2 separate regions of the Homo sapiens genome follow, and region 2 is linked to region 1. The links are chromatin contacts, found by Hi-C or POLR2A ChIA-PET in ENCODE. All regions are on one chromosome and are shown on one strand. The core of a region is the stretch at or near the end of the contact, and the rest is flanking DNA. Distances in the headings are between cores, read along the strand shown. Region 1 overlaps SARDH (sarcosine dehydrogenase). Region 2 holds the start of SLC2A6 (solute carrier family 2 member 6).

The links. Hi-C counts contacts between places; a loop is a spot of excess contacts on that map. ChIA-PET counts read pairs that join two places held with the same protein, here RNA polymerase II (POLR2A). Pooled maps may share reads with other maps.
Region 2: a map of OCI-LY7 shows a loop between it and region 1 (2.6-fold over the local background). The contact joins the promoter of SLC2A6 here to the enhancer-like site in region 1. A Hi-C loop is called at or near these places in 1 of 168 maps with a recorded cell type or tissue (OCI-LY7) and 1 of 50 pooled maps. POLR2A ChIA-PET finds 5 or more read pairs at or near these places in 4 of 52 experiments (GM12878, H1, HepG2 and 1 more).

Annotation. Positions count from the first base shown.
Region 1 is chr9:133,699,820-133,703,809 of GRCh38, forward strand. SARDH (sarcosine dehydrogenase) reads right to left here. Exons shown (of 21, transcript NM_001134707.2): 13 at 3,097-3,210. Among named protein-coding and RNA genes, the nearest start is that of SARDH, 37 kb to the right of the region's middle. Within about 2 kb of position 2,277, at least 13 of the 41 ENCODE cell types and tissues checked have a DNase peak (open chromatin) inside an H3K27ac peak, as active enhancers do; they include OCI-LY7, where a contact is called at or near this core.
Region 2 is chr9:133,477,126-133,480,979 of GRCh38, forward strand. SLC2A6 (solute carrier family 2 member 6) reads right to left here and starts at 1,974. Exons shown (of 10, transcript NM_017585.4): 1 at 1,843-1,974; 2 at 1,129-1,291; 3 at 1-116. The coding sequence starts at 1,934. RefSeq lists enhancers at 1,504-1,563, 1,984-2,485 and a silencer at 1,724-2,373.

The DNA.
Region 1 (3,990 bases), core at 1,027-3,526:
CCAAAATGTTAAACAGAGATACCACTTGACCCAGGCCTCGTTATATACCCATAAGAAATTATAACATACATGCATACGACACCTGGTACGTGGATGTTCACAGCAGCACTGCTCATAAGAACTCAAAAGTGAAAACAATTCCAATGTCCACCAACGGATCAATGGATGAGTAAAATATGATGGGTCCATACAATGGAATATGATTGGGATAAAAAGGAATGAAGTGGCCTGGCATGGTGGCTCATGCCTGTAATCCCAGCACTTTGGGAGGCCAAGGCAGGTGGATCACCTGAGGTCAGGAGTTCAAGACCAGCCTGGTCAACATGGTGAAATCCCGTCTCTATTAAAAATACAAAAATTAGTTGGTCATGTTGGCCTGTGCCTGTAATCCCAGCTACTTGGGAGGCTGAGGCAGAAGAATCGCTTGAACCTGAGAGGCAGAAGTTGCAGTGAGCCGAATTGCACCCCTGCACTCCAGCCTGGGGCAACAGAGCAAGACCCCATCTCAAAAAATAAATAAATAAATAAAAATTTGAAAAATTAAAAAAAAAAGGAATGAAGTGCTGACACACACACTACGACATGAATGTGCCTTGAGAATATCACGCTAAGTGGAAGAAGCTGATCACAAAAGCACACATCTTTTATGATTCTACTTACGTGAAACGTCCAAACTAGATATATCTACAGAGAGAGAAAGTAGAGTAGGGTTGCCCTGGGCTGGGGATAGGGTGAGGTGTGGGGTATCTTTTGCTGGGAGATGAAAACATTCTAAAACTAGATCATGGTGATGGTTGTACAATCCCGTGAACTCACTAAAAAACACTGAGTTGTACCTTTTAAATGAATAAATCATATAGTATGCGAATTAGATCTCAATAAAGCTGTTTTCAAAGCACACACACACACACGCACGCGCACACACACACACACATAAACAACATCACTCCCTATTTCCTTCCCCAGGTTTACAAATGCCTGGGTGAGGTTTTGAGAATCTTCTATTCTTCACTGTATGTTCTACTTGGTCTTCCCCTTCAGGGCTCAACATGCCCCCCACTGCTGAGCAGAGGTGCCCACCTCATTGTTGTTACAGGAAAAAAATAATCATGACAGCAACAACCACAGCTTCCTGAACAGCTGCCGTGTGTCGGGAAGCTGTTTCATCTCCTCCCAAACTCCCTTTGAGTTTCCACAAGGGAACTCATATTACCCCTCACATACTCAGGGAGGCCAGGGATGGTGGCACAGCCAGGCAGTGGCAGAGTTATGGTCCAGCCAGGCTGTGCAGGGGTGCACTGACCCTGACAGCTGGTCAGGCAGATCCCTGCCCAGCTCCACATTCAGTGATGCCTCATTGGCGGACTGGATTGAAATCAGCCATGGAGAAAGCATTTACATCAGGGAAATTGGCCGGTGCTACAGAGCCAGCTTCCTCCCCTCTGCCCCAGAGAGCTGGTTGTTAAGCTGTTACCAGCACACCACAGGGACCATCTGCCTCCTGAGCTCTCCATGGCTTCTCCAGCCCCACCAGGCATCACTGTCCTTCAGGACAGGGCTCCCCTTTGTCGGTTTCTGCTGTACCTTTGCTGATGCCACCGGGGCTGCCAACCAAAACCCTCAGCAGCCTCCCGCGCTGGGCTCCTCTAGCAGGCCGGGGAAGCTGCCAGCGCCAAGAACAAGCACGTGTTTCGTGCTTTAGGACGGCTTCAGGCGCGTTTGCGGAGGCCGGATGAAGCCACAAAGCCAAGTTGGCATCTCCCCCGAGCTCCCACATCCTCGAGGGCCAGAGTCCCACAGGCTTTAGAAGCTGTGGGTGCGGAGGTGCCAGACGGAGCCCCGAGCACTCCCTGGGAGGCAGCGACAAGGGACTCGGGCACTGAGCCGGCCCTGCTGCTGCGGCGCTTCATGACACACACGCCTCCTCCTTCCTGCAGGAGCCCCCTCTTCCGACGCCTTGAACAGATGTTCCACCACTAGAGCAAGCTTTCGGGGAGATGGTGGAAATGAACGGTTTATTCCCTTCAGAACTGGCTACAGAACCCAGTGCGGGACCCAGTGGGGACCTTGCTCAAAGACCATGAAGAGTCTCAAGGCACTGACAGCACAGCATGAACCCAAGCGGGGCCCTTCAAGGCAACGGACGACCGCAGGGTCAGACCCTACCCAAGCCGGACTTGCGACTGGCCTAGAGGCCCCAGGAAGGAACCCCCTCGTGGATGCCTCCTAAGCTGTCCCTGGGCTCTGAGACTCTGGGCTCAGGCCTTGGCTCTGCTCCTATGTCAGATTCGCAGTGAGGTGTCACGCGTCTCCCTGGGGTGGCACGGGGACAACAGCTGTGCTCCACCTGTGAGCACTTTACAACACGACTGGGCAGGCCAGGGCAGACGCTGGCCTCGCTCCTTCCCGGACAGCTGCGGGGGAGAACGCCCCTGTGTGGTGCAGGCTGCTGCGGGGGAGAAGACCCCCAAGACTCCTCACCTCCACCCCCTGCACGTGGGAGCCAGGTCCCCAGGCAGGGGCGACGGGCTGCCAGCTGCCCCGTGTGAGCAGCCTCGCCTGCCCACTTTGGAGCCAGAGGAACAGCAAGCAGGCTCCAGGCCACGGCCCTCCCGGCTCTGGTTCCCTCTGCTTGTCCCTTGGAGGGGCCCATACGGGGCCTGATGCCCAGGAGCCTGCGGCCCCCTTGTCCTGGATCTACTCTGCGCTGGCTTCCAGGAGGGAGGACCCCCTTCCCCCACCACGTCTCATGCCAGCCTCGGCGCAGCTCCGGAGAGCGGGAGGCGGAGGCTCAGAGCGGTGCAGCCCCACCGGGCCCCAGCCCGTTGCCTCCGCCCCCACCTCACCCCATCCCCAGCAGCACCACTTCCGCTCAGGCCTGGCTGCTGGCAAAATCTCGGCACAGAGGGAGGAGGGGGAGAGGAAAACGCATGATTCCTCCTCAAAATGGAGTCAGCCGAAAAAAGCGTGAATGCAGAGCCCGAAGAGACTCCTGGGGGAGGGGAGCCCCTGCAGGGCCAGCCGAGGGCCGGCGCAATGGCTTATCTGAGGGACAGGCAGAAGGACGGACCCCCACGGTGGACCCCAGCTACGCACCGTGTCGTGGTGGGGCGGGAAGGCGAAGGTGTACTCGTCTGCCAGCAGCCTGCGGTAGGCGTAGTCCTCGTGCGCGCGGCTCCCGTAAGCCCCGTAGTAGTCGTACTCGAGGACCTGGGAAGAAAAGACGTGGTCCTCAGCCTGCCTCTTTGGCCCCTCCCCGCTTCCCTCCCCAGAGCGGGGTCCCGCTGAGGCTGTGATGGGGTCAGGCCTGGCCCTGCCCTCGGAGAGCCCTGCACTGAGTGCCCGTGTGTTGTGGACGCGGGCAGGGGGCCCCCATGAGGTCCAGGCAAAACAGAGGCACAAAGGAGGCCGCAGGGTTGCCTGGTGGGTCTGAGAGCCCAGCCAGGGCCCAGGAGGCTGGAGGAGGAGCTGGATGCACCCAAGGTGGGGAACGACAGGGAGAGGTGGTTACCCAGGACCTCAGCCAGGGCTGCTCCCTGGAGCCACGGCAATCCCAGGCCCAGCTCCTGCTCTGGGCCAGCCCCTGCGGGAAGCGTCTTACACTCCTACCAGGTGTGCCCCTTTCTACAGATGAGGAAAGTGAGGCGCAGAGAAGTTATATCTCGCCCAAGGGCACAGACAAGTCCTGGACCTGGCAGTGGCACGAAGCCAGGCAGGTGCGTGGGCTCCAGAGTCCAGCTTTTCTGCCACTGCCTTGGCCTCCCTGGGATCTGCCCCCATCAGACACCCCACAGCCCCACAGCCCCATGCCCCTCCCTGGCCGCTGCTCCTGCAGACAACCCCCCACCCCGCCACCTGCCCTCCTAACTGCCGACACGGCACAGCTGTGAATGCAGGTGTGGGCAATTCTTAACCTCCCAGGGCTGCCAGCCCCGTCCGCCCAAGCCTCACCTCCTCTTCACACACAAGTGGGAGCCAGTGTGAGGTTGT
Region 2 (3,854 bases), core at 724-3,223, 220 kb before region 1:
GCATAGCCGGCCGCCGACGGCACAGCTGAGAACATGATGCTCAGCTTCCGGCCCAGGAGGTCGTTGAGGATCATGGCACTCAGGCCTCCGGCCGCTGCTCCCAGGGTGAACACGGACTGCAGGGGAAGGGGGTGCAGGGCAGATATGTCTGGGCACTTGGCACCCCAATCTCATCAGAGTCCAGGGACAGCTTCTTCCCTAGGCCGACCCCAGGAGCTGGTCAAGCACTTGGCCAAGTCAAGCACTTGAAACAGGGAGCCTCCTGTCTTCAAGGAACAGCCATTTGTTAGGGATGCCCAAACGGGGAATTCTGCTCTAAGGAAGAGGTGCTGCGCCACATATCCACAGTGGTTCTGTCCAGCCTGATGTTTAAATGTCTAATATTTTAATACAGGAGAATTCTGTGACTTGAAGGTACTGGGCTTTAAGATTTGGAGGTTCTTAAGTTCCCTGTACAGCAGCAACTGGGACCCCCTCTGGACTCTGCTAACTGGTAGTGGGACCTGGGCACATTGCCCAGCCTGTCTGCACCTCAGTTTCTTCAGCTGTCTTATGGGGAGAGCGCAAGTTCTACCTCGTGGCGTTGGCCCTGAGAATCAATGAACGTTCAGTGCCCAACACATGCCTGGCACATAGGAAGTGCTCAGTAAACCTTGGGAATTTTTATCTTAACTACTATGTTAACAACTCTACATATGAGGCTATTAAGATTATAATTTTAGACTCTGGGACTCTGGGATCTTCCTCTCCATCAGCCCACAATCTGTCCTGCGGACTCTCCTTGCCCCAGCCAGTGCCTCTCCCCACTGACACCTGATACCCTTGCCCCCATCCAGCCAACTGTGGGTGTGGGGACCCGGGGAAGCCTCAGCCCCACCTAGTATAGACCCTGACAGCCACCTCCCCACCTGCTCCTTCCCTCACCCTCTCCACTGGCTTTCAGTTCCTCATTTCAGAGGAATCCTGTAGCTTTACCCCACCCACTAGTGGCCTGGATGGCTGGGGGAGGGGGGACCAGGGCCCTGGAGGGACCCCCAAGGTGGAGAATTTGGGAGGTTCCTAGCTGGAGATAAGGCTCAGCAGGTCCCTCCTTCCTGCACCCACCCTCCTCCAGAGGATGGTCCTTACCCCAAACCAGGATGCCTGGGATTTGGTCAGATGCAGGTCAGGATCCAAGGAGCGCTCCAGGGCTGGGATGACAGGGGATGTGTAGACCAGGGCATACCCAAAGCTGAAATTGCCGAGCACTGCGGCGAAGGTGGCCAGGAACACCCTTTTGTTCTGCAGGGTCCTGGTGATGGTGGCGGACAAAAAGACCAGGGTCTCTGAGTCCCTCCTCCAGGGACCATTGCCTTTTCTGAACCCAGTGGCTGCCCGGCTCAGCGGGCAGTGCTAGGGAGGCCTGGGTCCAAGGCCATTCACGTTCCCAGGGCCTGAGCCCCAGCTCCCCTGGGAAATTCCCAGGCCATTGTTAGCTCATCCGCAGTGGCTGAGCCTCTGGTGCTGGGGCCTTTTCTCCGGAAGAGGAGGCTCTGGTTCTGCCCCCAGGGCGGCGGCTGGAGGCTTGCTGTGTGACCTCAGGCAGAACCCCTGCTCGCTGGGGCCTCAGTCTCACTGTCTGTGGCAGTGGGGGGCTGGGCCCGGTACTCTCGTGGATCGTTCCTTCCCTTAGGGGGACCAGTTCCTTAAATAGGAGTAGCGTGTCTGGGACAGGAGGGAGCCAGATGGCCCCTCGGTGGCGACTAGGTCAGGGGAGGCCCAGGGCGGGAGCCTGCCGCCGGCTGGAGGGAACCAGGGCCACCCCCAGGCCCCACCCGCAGCCCCCAACCTAGCGACTCTCACCCGACCCGCGCCCTGTCCCCTGGCGACGGGGGCGGCTTCTCGGGGAAGGTGTCGTAGTCCGGGCCCTCGGCTCCCAGCAGCGGCTCCTGCATGGCCGGGTCTCTCTCGGGGCGAGCGGAGGGCGCTCAGACTGGAGCAGCCGCCCGGGGCCAGCAGCTCCGAGGGCACCGGCCAGGCTCCGCCCCTTGGCCGCTATTGGCTGTGGGACGGCCCTGCAGAGACACGCCGGCCAATGGGGCGGCCGCAGGCTGTCCTGATGCTCGGATGCGGACCCGGCTTCCCCGGGCGCGGCCGGCACCGCGTGCGCCCCCGAAGGTCACGCCCCAAGACAGGATGGGGGTCCCAGGGCGGAGCCCCTGCTGGATCGTCCGGGGCCCCCGCGGAGCGCCGGAAGCGGCTCACCCGGCCCGGCTCTTGCAGGCGTGACTGCGGCAATGCGCGCAGCCCCTGTCGTACTCGCTCCCGCGGGGTGGAAACCGAGGCCCAGAGAGGCGAAGCCGAGCGCCAGGGTCACAGCGAATGCGCACCTCGCTCCTCCTTACGCTCTAGCCCTCCCCGTCGCGTGGCGTCTCAGGGCCACCTCTGCCCTGGCTCTCCCTGGCACCAGGGAATCGGGGTGTGTCAGGGCAGCAGCGGATGTGCGGGACGAAGGAGGCAGGAGGGGCCGGCGAGGCGCTGTGGGCAGCTCCAGTGGGCGAGGTCTGTATCCTCCACCCCAGGCTCTGGTGGTAGAAATAACCTGAGCTCGTGACACGTAACCCAGGTAGTAAGATAACATTGAAAAATAAGAAAAGCAGAAATGGAAAATTCCCGGGAAGACCGTCCTCAAAAAATCCCACAGCAGTTCCACCTCTCCCTTTGGGCCTTTTCGGGAAGAGGACGGAATCACGCCCTGCTCTGTTGGATGGACGTGCCACACACGCTTTTAAACGGAGCCTTTGTTGCTGAGTATTTGGGTCATTTCCCATTTTAGCTATTAACATGGTAAAGCATTTTTAAAAGTTAGAATTCCCTTTTATTATGATTGAAATACAACCATAATAGAACAATAAAATCACATCCATCTCCCGTCAGCCTGACCTTGATGGCGTTTTAGCCTCTTCCAGTCTTTTCCTCATGTGCCTATTTTGCATATTTGCTATTGGGGCCCCCATTAAACTGTGCAGCCCCTTTACGTCACCGTTTTCTTGCCATCAAGATCATAGGCTTTGGACTCAGGCACACCCTGGTATGGTGATCAGGCTGCACAGTCCTCGTGGCCATATATATACGTATATACATATATATGTGTATGTATTTTTACATATCTATATGTGTATTTTTTTTTTTTTTTTTGAGACGGAGTCTCGCTCTGTTGGCCAGGCTGGAGTGCAGTGGCACGATCTCAGCTTACTGCAACTTCCACCTCCCGAGTTCAAGCGATTCTCCTGCCTCAGCCTCCCAAGTAGCTGGGATTACAGGCATGTGCCACCACGCCCGGCTAATTTTTGTATTTTTAGTGGAGACGGGGTTTCACCATGTTGGCCAGCTTGGTCTTGAACTCCTGACCTTGTGATCCTTCCGCTTCAGCCTCACAAAGTGCTGGGATTACAGGCGTGAGTCACCGCACCCGGCCTTCTCTTTTTTTAAAATGTATTTTTTTTCTTTTAAAATCAACTTTAGGCCAGGTGCAGTGGTGTGTGCCTGTAATCCCAGCATTTAGGAGGCCAAGGTAGGAGAATTGCTTGATGCCAGGAGTCTGACACCAGCCTGGGCAACAAAGTGACCCTGTCTCTACAAAAAGCTAAAAAAGTTGTCCAGGTGTGATGGCAAGTGCCTGTGGCCCCAGCTACTCGGAAGGCAGAGGTGGGAAGATTGCTTGAGCCCAGGAGTTTGAGGCTGCGGTGAGCTGTGATCACACCACAGCACTCCAGCCTGGGTGACAGAGGGAGAGCCTTCTTGAAAAAATAAAATACAAGAAAAATCAACTTTGTTAAGCTATAATTTATATACAGTAAAATGAATCCATTTTA